Linked DNA regions of Mus musculus: region 2 is linked to region 1. A link is a loop called in an ENCODE intact Hi-C map of the cell type or tissue named here. Cell type or tissue: left cerebral cortex. All regions are shown on one strand.

The links. Peaks named below come from ENCODE experiments on the same cell type or tissue, not always from the same donor. Only the 100,000 strongest peaks of a DNase experiment are listed, where the experiment ranks them.
Region 2: a loop joins it to region 1, with 10 times the contacts of the local background. A loop is called at or near these places in 3 of 42 quality-filtered maps.

Annotation. Positions count from the first base shown.
Region 1 is chr16:57,118,685-57,123,684 of GRCm38, reverse strand. It overlaps Tomm70a (translocase of outer mitochondrial membrane 70A), which reads right to left and starts at 1,971. Exons shown (of 12, transcript NM_138599.5): 1 at 1,491-1,971. The coding sequence starts at 1,823. In left cerebral cortex, no CTCF peak of the experiment used is centred here; DNase peaks (open chromatin) are centred at 1,520, 2,035, 2,281, 2,583 and 1 more place; H3K4me3 peaks cover 2,838 bases; H3K27ac peaks cover 1,767 bases.
Region 2 is chr16:57,229,429-57,234,428 of GRCm38, reverse strand. It overlaps Tbc1d23 (TBC1 domain family, member 23), which reads left to right and starts at 2,963. Exons shown (of 19, transcript NM_001358433.1): 1 at 2,963-3,115. The coding sequence starts at 3,063. In left cerebral cortex, no CTCF peak of the experiment used is centred here; a DNase peak (open chromatin) is centred at 2,906; H3K4me3 peaks cover 1,797 bases; H3K27ac peaks cover 584 bases.

The sequences.
Region 1 (5,000 bases):
AGGTCTGGTGAGTAACCTAAAAACTTGGAAGTTACTGGAACCAACTGACCATCCCTCTTTCCAGTATGGCAACACTAAACAAATCTTTGCTTTTTGCCATTATTTATCTCTGTAAAGGGCTTCTTGGAGTGTGGTTGCTCATCATAGTTTGCTGGGGCTGCCAGTGCTGGGCTTTCATCCTAAAAACTTTGGTTTAACATTTTAGTGCTGGATGAAATAGAAGGGACCAAATATTTTAATCCTCTTAGCCTACCAGGATGACAATGACATAAACTGAGCTTACCAAAATAACAATGCTGGACAGGACAATGTAGAATGGCATCTCCTCAGCTCTCAAAGATCATGGTTCCCTCCAACATTGTAAGTTCTGGTTAGAAATTGGCTGTTTAACTTCCCCATAGGAGAGAACAAACAGCCTTCCTGCTAGCTAGCACGGTGACTCACACACAGTAAGTACTATCCCTGGAGTCATATACCAGAGCCTCTGAAGCTACTTAGGAAAAGAACAACGTGTCTTCAGGCTGAATGGGATGAAAATGCCTGCCATTCATTTAACTGTACAGTTTTTCTCATGAGTGTTAAGTGCACATAGGATGCGTGTGTATAAAGAATTTCCTCAGGCACATACCTGGTATTTATTTACCTGTAAGTTTCTCTGAACTTGGATTACTCTGGTAATACCACCACAGAATTCCTGACCCAGTAAAGTCCCTTATCTCACTCAATCTCAGTCCATGCCAATTCTCCACACAGCCGTCAAACTTGTCAAAAAGATTTAATAGTCTGACCACCAGATCCGATAGAGCAGTTTATCACTCCAATGCTTGTTATAACACCAGAGACTCTTTATCAGGCTTGGACACATGTATATATATGTCCAGGTGAAATAGAACATTTTAAGATGTGCAGCGGGGGTGGGGGTGGGAGGCACAGTTCCTTAAAAACTGAACTATTTCCTATATACAAAGCTACCTAATGATTTTTTTGAACTTTGTAATAGTTGCTAATCTCCCTCCCCAAACACACACACACACACACACACACACACACACACACACACAATCAGAGCGAGAGAGAAACTCCGAAAGAAAAATGGCTTGTTTTTAAAAGGTTCTTAGCAAAGTTCTGGTCTTGGGAAACACAATAACAACTCACGGTACAACTCCAATCGTTCCGTGAAATTTGCCTTTCTTCGCTTAATGGAATTACTATATTTGTGCATGTTTCCCATACCTACATACTAGGGATAAATGCTGTGTCACTTAGAAGAAAGGCAAAGTATTCTGTTGGATCCCAAAGGAAATTGTCAAAGAACGTCTCTACGCTAGCCAGCCTGGAGCTGCTATTCCATTCCCTATAAAGGCAACCAGAAACGACTCTAAAGTCACTCGGCAGTTTCCGACCGGTGGGAGGGCCCCTCACCCGCACAACGGGTCAAGGAAAAGCTGCATCCGCTCGTTTTCACCTCTACGGCCCGGGCGGCTTCTCACCATTTCCAGGGAGTCCCCAGAACCGTCGTGGTGGCCACTGCCCAGGGCCGGACTGGCCCTGCCCTCGGGGGTCTTCCGTTCACTGTTGCGCTTCAGGCCGCTGGCGTCGCCCCGGCCTCCCGCTTCCCGGCGCCTCCGCCTTCGGCTCCACAGGTACATAGCCCCAGCACCCAGCAACAGGGGCGCCCCGATGGCCAGCGCCACGTGCCATCGCGGCAGGGTCCCCGCGCCCGAGCCGGGGCCCGCAGTCCCACCGCCACCGCCCACTCCATTTCCAGAACCGGGCGCAGCAGCCGCCGCCATCGCCGCCTCTATGGGCTTAGAGGCGGCCATGACGACTGTCCTCCGCCGCCGCCGCGCCGGTCGCGGGCGCCACGGTCACCGGGCAGCGTGGGGAGGAAGCCGGGAGCGTGGAGGGAAAGCAACGCGCGAGCGAGCACGCTAAGCAGCAGGAGCGGACGACAGAAAAGGGCCAGAGGTCACCGGAAGCCCGGGGCATGCCGGGCTAGACCGGCGGCTGGGCCCGCCCCTATCTACTGTACAGGGGAGAACCACTTCCGGGGTCAGAAGGCCTGGCGCTCTGGGTGGCTTTTCCCTTTCCTCTTGCAGGCGGTTGCCTAGAATCGCTCGGGAGGTCTCAGGCCTTGCGTGACTGCAGACCTCTTCTCCAGGACAGAAGGACCCGTGGCACTGTCGCCAGTGCGGCGAGGAGGGGCGTGGGGGGCCGTGTGCAGCAAGTGTAGAGGGACAGCTCCCTGTAGCTCTGTGAGTGGGCGGGACTTGCAGAAGCACTGTGAAGGGAATTGGCCAGCAGGGATGGTGGGCCTCCCAGTTGATTGGTAGGATCGGGGAGGGGGGTGTGGCTACGTTGGTGCCTGTTAAAGACTGAAACTGTGGGAGGGGGGAAAAAGGGTGAGACCATCGTGCTGTGTAAACCAGCTTTGTATATTTCTGCAATAGCCAGATTGTAGTTTGGACAAATTTGTAGTTCCTGGGACAATGACAGAGGGCAAAGACTAGATGGAAACTGGGGAAGGTAGGTTGACTCATGGAAGTGACTTGCAGCCTGTGTGCTGCACCTTTAATAGTTACAAAGGGCAAGGATGTCTGTTAGAAGGCTTTCCTATTGGCTTTCCTCGAGGACCCCGGATCACCGCAGGCATCTTTACGTGTGTATCTTAAAATGGATTCCACCTGACATCTAGCCCATACAACCTTCCCTGGAGCACAAGTGTCTGTCACAACACTTTGAGTTTGCTCACTTATTTGAAATAACTTAAATTTTTAAAAAAAATTTATTTCATTTATATGACTACACTGTAGCTGTTTTTCAAGCACATCAGAAGAGGGCATCGGATCCCATTACAGATGGTTGTGAGCCAACCATGTGGTTGCTGGGAATTGAACTCAGGACCTCTGGAAGAACAGTCAGTGCTCTTAACTGCTGAGCCATCTCGTCAGCCCTGAAGTACTTTTCTTAAGCCTTCATGAACTCTGGATCTGGTCTCAAAGCATGAAGTCTACTTTGCAAGGTGTTTGGAATTCACACAATTTTCAAGAAAAAAAGGCAAAGCATGGATAATTAAATGTTCCAGGCTATGGCTCTTCATTTCAGGTTTGAACATCCTTTTGTCAAACAAACAAACAAACAAACAAACAAACAAACCAAAAAAACAAAAACCAAACACCCATAGATGGTCATTTGGCTTTTAAGTACCACAGGATGCTCACCATAATAGCATTACATGAAGATGCAAAGGCCAAGTTGTGTCAACGTGGAGTGATTAAAATAGAATGTTCCAGTTTGAAACTTCAGGGCCTTTTCTCTTGCGTCATGTTGGTTCTCACCAGTGAAATGTTTGCACTAGCAACAAACTGAAAATGGTAGTGTAACTTAGTTGATCAAATAGAGATTGCTGTAGGCACTGTTCTCACCCCAGAACTTCAAAATCGGAATCTCATGCCCTCTGAGTAATCTTGGATTTTTCAGAATAACAGCAAAAGGATTCTCCCCCTATAACTTCACATTTTTTTCTGTGATATCTTGGAGGACTAAAGGCTCCCAGTTTGAATAAACCATTGGAACTAAAACACATTTGAAAGATTTTCACCTTTGTTAATTTTGTGTATGTATGTGTATGGGTGCACCCATTCCACGGATCATGATATGAATCTTTGGGAGTCACTTCTTTTGTCCATATGGGTCTTGGGATCTTTTATAGCACCAGCAAAATGATCACACTATCGATTAACAGTTTCTGTTTCTTCCCCAATTATTACCACATTGCCATAGTTATTGGTTCTTGTATCTGCTACTCAAGTTCATCTTGGGTCCTTGAAGAGTAGGAATCGTGGTATAGTAATCTTAGTACTTCTGGACCTGTTGCTAAGTTAGACATATGATAGGTATTGTTAGTGTTCCTGCCCAACACAATTCCTGAAACAGATAATGCAGGGAATATGGGGAAAGAGGCGCTCTTATTCACTGCTGGTGGAAGTGTAAACAAATATAGCCATTATGGAAATAATATGAAAAGTTCTGGAAAAATTATAGAACCATGTGACCCAGCTATACCATGATTGGGCATAGATCTAAAGGACTCTATAGTCTGCCACAAAGAGATTTGTACATTCATGTTTATTGCTGCATAAATTAAAATATTTAGGGAATGGTAGCAGCCTAGATATCCATAATGGATGATTGGATAACAAAAATGTGGTACATACACACAGTATCATTTTACTCATTGCACAGAAAAATGAAATCATGAAAATTTCAGGAATGGATAGATCTATAAAGTATATTATAATAGTCTCCCATATGTGGATCAAAGCTTATAATGTCTCCATATACTAGTGAGAGGTCGGTGCAAGTATAGGTTATGAAACCAGGGAGAAGGCTCCTAAAGGAGGAATATAGTTGTTGAGGAAAGGTGAGGGGATGGGCAACAAGACATGTAACATACAAAAAAAAGAGAAAAAGAAGCTGTGGAAGATTATAAGGAAGATAAACACAGGCGTGAAAAGGGGAAGAGAATAAAGAAAAATACACAGTAATTTTACTTGAAATGTCATAAAATAACTTAATGTTCTAATTTTAAAACTTGTAAGTAAAAAATTGAAATTTATTTAGATGGAAACACAAAATAAAGACAGGTAAAAATATCCACAAACTATGCCTTCAGCAAAGGAATAATATCTAGAATCTATACATTTCACATTTCAACATTAAAAGGGCAAATAATTTTATTATAAGATAAGCCAAAGTCATGAAAGACAGTCACCTTACTGAGAAAGATAAATAAGTGAAAAATAAGTTCATGAAAAGATTTTCAACATTAGCTATTAAATAAAGGTGAATTAAAACCACTAAGTGGGTTGAGGAGATGGCTCGGTCATTAGAGTGCTTGGTACCTGTCTTAGTCAAGGGTTTCTATTCCTGCACAAACATCATGACCAAGAAGCACTTGGGGAGGAAAGGGTTTATTCAGCTTACTCTTCCACATTGCT
Region 2 (5,000 bases), 110 kb before region 1:
TTCTGTGGGCAGTAAAGACATTGTGATCACAGGGAATGAGGCGTGTTGGGAGACGTGGGAAACTAGAGCTGGAGCCAGAGCAAGGGCCAAAGCAAGGCCTTCTGATGAGAGGACTCACAACCAGAACTATACACACTAGCTTCCACACTAGCTCAGCTGCCTCCTTACCGATAATCCCATGTATTTGTGTGTGTGTGTGGTGGGGTAGTTTTTCAGAAGACCAAGCAAGGTAAAGGAAGATGATGCTGAGAAAGAACAAAAGTAAGATTAGAAAGGGCAGAAGACCTACGTACAGCTGAAATACGCGATCTCCCAGCAGCTTGCATATTAGCAACCCACAATGAGGCAAACACCAGGGAGAATGAATCAGAGGAACCTATTCAAGAATGACAACCAAAAGCATATTAATGTTGTGAGACTTGCACAGGTTGGATGCCCACATAGTTGGTTCTGAACAGGTTAAGGAGAAGTCTAAGGAAGGTTTAAGCTATTTGCACAGAGTGAAAAACTATTTGGAAAAAAAAGTATATATATATATATATATATATATATATGTATGTATGTATATATATCTATCCAGATATCATCTGTTTTTGAGACAGGGTTTCACTGTGTAGTCCTGGTTGTCCTGAACTTACTTTGTAGACCAGGATGACCTTGAACACATAGATCTGCTCTGCCTCTGCCTCCCAAGTACACCTCCACCATCTGGAATAAGTAATATACGTTAATAGAATATTTTACCAAACAGACTATAACATAGTCACTAATTTGATTACAATAAAAATGAACTTCAATAGAAGGCTAGAATGAGCTTGACTGGTGAACAATTGCTTGCATGTCACTGAGTAGTTTTTGAGCCACTTTTCTGCAAGCCTTCCAGAACAACTGAAGGGATCCATCAGAGGATATGTGTCTCAGAATGGCGATCTGACCTAGAGTCACACCTTTTATTTATTTTTGTTTTTTCAAGGTTTATTTATTTATTATATATACATACACTGTAGCTGTCTTCAGGCACCCCAGAAGAGGGCATTGGATCTCATTACAGATGGTTGTGAGCCACCATGCGGTTGCTGGGATTTGAACTCAGGACCTTTGGAAGGGTAGTCAGTGCTCTTAACCACTGAGCCATCTCTCCAGCCGCCACACCTTTTATTTTTTAAAACGGTCATCTATAGCCACATTCTATGTAAAAATGAATTTTCACAATGAAGAACTGAACCTTACACATCTGCTCCAGGCTTGGAATTGAATGTTCAGCTTTTTATTGTCTCTTTTTGGAAGGAGAGCCATCATGTTTTGGTTTATCACTGGGACAGCTGTGCTACATTATTTAAATAGTTTTTAAAATTCTGGAGCATTTTAGGTACCAAAGTATATTTCAGAAAAAAAAATGATGGATACCCTTGAAGGTACCTCTCAGCTCCTAAAAATGAAATATTAAACATTAGAACCAATATAGTGGCAAACACCTCTCGTACTGCTTCTTTGAGCGGCGGAGGCAGGAAGAACACTTGCGCTTAGGAGCTCACAGACACCAGCCCCGGAGTCAAGCCAAACCTGGTCTTGCCGGGTCTCCAAAGCAAATTCTGAGCTCCTCAAGGTTACTAGTGAGACTGTCTCAAAAGACAAAACAAAACATAACCAGCCAACCAATCGAACAGAAACTTACTTTACTTAATTAAAGCTATTTCTGGTCATTCCTGCCCCATCTAAAACTTAATTGTTTTCAGTTTTTCTACACATTACCCCTGCATTTCTCAGTGTGCATGCATCTATTGCTAATATATTGATATCAAACATAAACGATGCCTTTTGTTTGTAATCTGTTTGGTTCATCTAACAATGGCATTTTCAGATTTATCCATAAATTTCATGTAGTTAACTGCATCGTTGTTCCTGGGCTTAAAAATATTTGTTCAGCTCCTCCCTGAATCTGTACTAGGCAAAGATAGCCCAGGGGCTAGTGTTTTGGTAATACTGGTACTGTGGATGAAACCTGGGTGCGGAACAAGGAGGCCCATTTAGAGGGACAAATGGGACTTTGGCTAGGAAGGGAAGGATCTCGGCAGCTTTCTTTTTTTTTTTTTTTTTTTTAAGATTTATTTATTTATTATATGTAAGTACACTGTAGCTGTCTTCAGACACTCCAGAAGAAGGAGTCAGATCTTGTTACGGATGGTTGTGAGCCACCATGTGGTTGCTGGGATTTGAACTCTGGACCTTCGGAAGAGCAGTCGGGTGCTCTAACCCACTGAGCCATCTCACCAGCCCCCCTCGGCAGCTTTCTTAAACTGATTTTTTAAACTGGAATTTCAGTTTCAGAACTACAGTTGATTCTCCTGGCTGTTAGAAGACATATTTAAGATAGAAGACTAGAGTATAATTTTCTTAACTGGATAGCTTGACAGAGTCCTTCGTGTATTTTTATTTTTCTTGTAGCTCTGGTGATTGAATCATTGAGGATGCTGGGCAAGTGCTGTATGGTTTACTAAGTCCCTGGCCTTTTTATTTTTTTGAATGGTCTTTACAAATGATGTGGTATGTCCTTTCCTTTTTTTCTATTCAGCCTACCTTCTCTGTGTGAATTCATACTTGCCCTCCTCTCTCCACTAGCTGGGATTCTCAATTCTGGCTCACACCGGACAGCCAGAGACCCAAACATTAAGACGCCAAGCCAGGATGCTTCACTTTCAGAGTCTCCTCTGAGCCACGCCTGCCCGCAGCGTGGCGCCCCGCCCCATCCCGGAGAACCCCTCCCACTCCCCAGGGTCGGCCCCGCCCACAAGCCTTGTGCCCCGCCCACTCCGTTCGCGGGCCCTTGGCATCCTGGGATTTGTGGTCTTCCATAATCTTCTCCCTCTCGCAAAGCTCCGGGCTCCGCCTTTCGCCCTAGAGACGTGGTGACGTTGCATCCTTCCAATTCCTCGCCTCCTCCCTCTTTCGCTCTGGTGAGTCTCAAGTCTCAGACTTCATAACTCCTTTTACGACACTGAATCTCTGAGACAGTCTCGGTGCCAGGTCCACTTTTCGGCAAAGTGACGTGGACGTCAACAGCAATGGCGGAAGGAGAAGAGCTTCTGCCACTGTCAACGTCGGGCGGGGACAGCTGGTGAGTGCGAGCCCAGGTTTAATTCCCACTGGCCCCTTCTCTTCCTGTTCGCCATCCTGCCTGTCCCCGAGGTGCTGGCTGGCGGGGCGTGGAGCAAAAGGCACCTGTCCTCCTCTGAGCCCCTGCCCCGCCCCCTCTGCTTCAGGGTCCCCTCTGCCCGCGGGCTTCTGCGGCTGGGGCAGAATCCCGGGGACTCAGGGGCCATCCTGGATCTGCGCCTAAGTCAGGTCCTCCCGCTTGGCCCAGCGAAGAGAGTGGCTTCCCCACTGAGTTCGCCGAGTCCCTAGCCAGGGAGTTGGAATGGGCGCACTAAGGAGGAAGTTCTTGGATGGAGATCTCAGACCATTTGAAATGAGATCTTTTGAAATAACCACCGCGACCTTTGACAGTGCAGAGGTCGTGAGATACACCCAGCAAGATTCCTTCTACGTAGTTCAGGGTTGTCTTTAAAAAAAAAAATTATTATTATTAATTTTGTTTATCTCCCAACAGTTTCTAACATTTGTTATTATTATTTTTTTTTCTTCCCCACCACTTTCCTCACAATTTAATTTCATGACTTGGAGGGCGTTTTGAATTTTGTTACTGTTTCTCCCGGGCATTTGCATGTGTCTCTGGGGCTGTGGGAAGATTTGGTTTTTAAAGGAACTCATGTAGCCCAAGGCTGGCCTCGAACTTTCTGAGTGGCTGAGGATGACTGTGGACTTCCAATGCTTTTGCTTTCTCCTCCCGAGTGCTGGCTTGTAAGCTCCATCCTGCCTGGTTTGTGTTGGGCTGGGGATTGAACCGAGGGCTTCCTGTGTGCTAGGACAAGCATTCTACCAACTGTGATACATCCCCAACCCTGCCAATACCTTTTTGGTAGGCATTATTTTTCCCACTGAGGGTCATTAATTTTTGGTGGACACTTCTACTTTTGAAGTTGTGTGTGTGTGTGTGTGCACGTGTATATCTTACAGTTGATCTAACTGTATTGACCAGGTGTAAGACTCATGGATTTTGCTGTTGTTTTTCACAGTGTTTATATATCACTGTCACGGTGTACCTACACACAATGCAAGCCTTTGGTAAATTTGTACTTTACTAATTGAGGACAATAGAAATAACAGAAAGGAATACACGATATAGCAGTTGAGTAGCTGGTCTTCTGGGGACTGACAGGTACACATGTAGCAAGCTAAAGTTAATTTTGTTCTCTGAGATTGTAAATAAGTGTTGTGGGAGTTCAGAAGAGGCAGAAACCATTTCAGCATGCATTACAAAAGCTCATGGAGGCACTGGTGTGTGAGTTAGACTCTGAAGCATCAGTAAGACTTACCTTAACATTGTTCAAAATAGTCACTATAATGTGAGCTACGGAAGGAATTAATTAAAATTTCTTTCCTTTGCCTCATTGAAAACTTAAAAAACAATAACAAAAACCAGGTAGAACTTTTACTATGTTTAAAAAAAATATATCCAACACCAATGTATTATTTGAATATGTGCTCATTATTTAAAAGCAGTTTTTCATTTATTTATTTGTTTGAAGGCAGGGTCTCACTGTGTAGCCCTAGCTGGTCCAGAACTTGCTATATAGCCTTGTCTGACCTCTGTCTCCTAAGCTCTAGGATTAAAGGTGTATACCACCACAACCAGATTTAGTTTTTAATTTTTACCCATATGAAAAGATTTATGTACACTTTATACTTATCATGAATTTCAGTTGGTCTAGCCATATTTCAAATATTAAATACCTTACAGAGCTGGAGGCTAAATCCCAGATTGTGCTATGCTGTTAAGAGAATAAAGAAACGGCAGAAATGGAGGCAAAGGCAGGAAAATTAAGGATTTATTTGGGGAATAATAACTAGCACTGCTTGACTTAAGAGAAAGATAGGTCTGG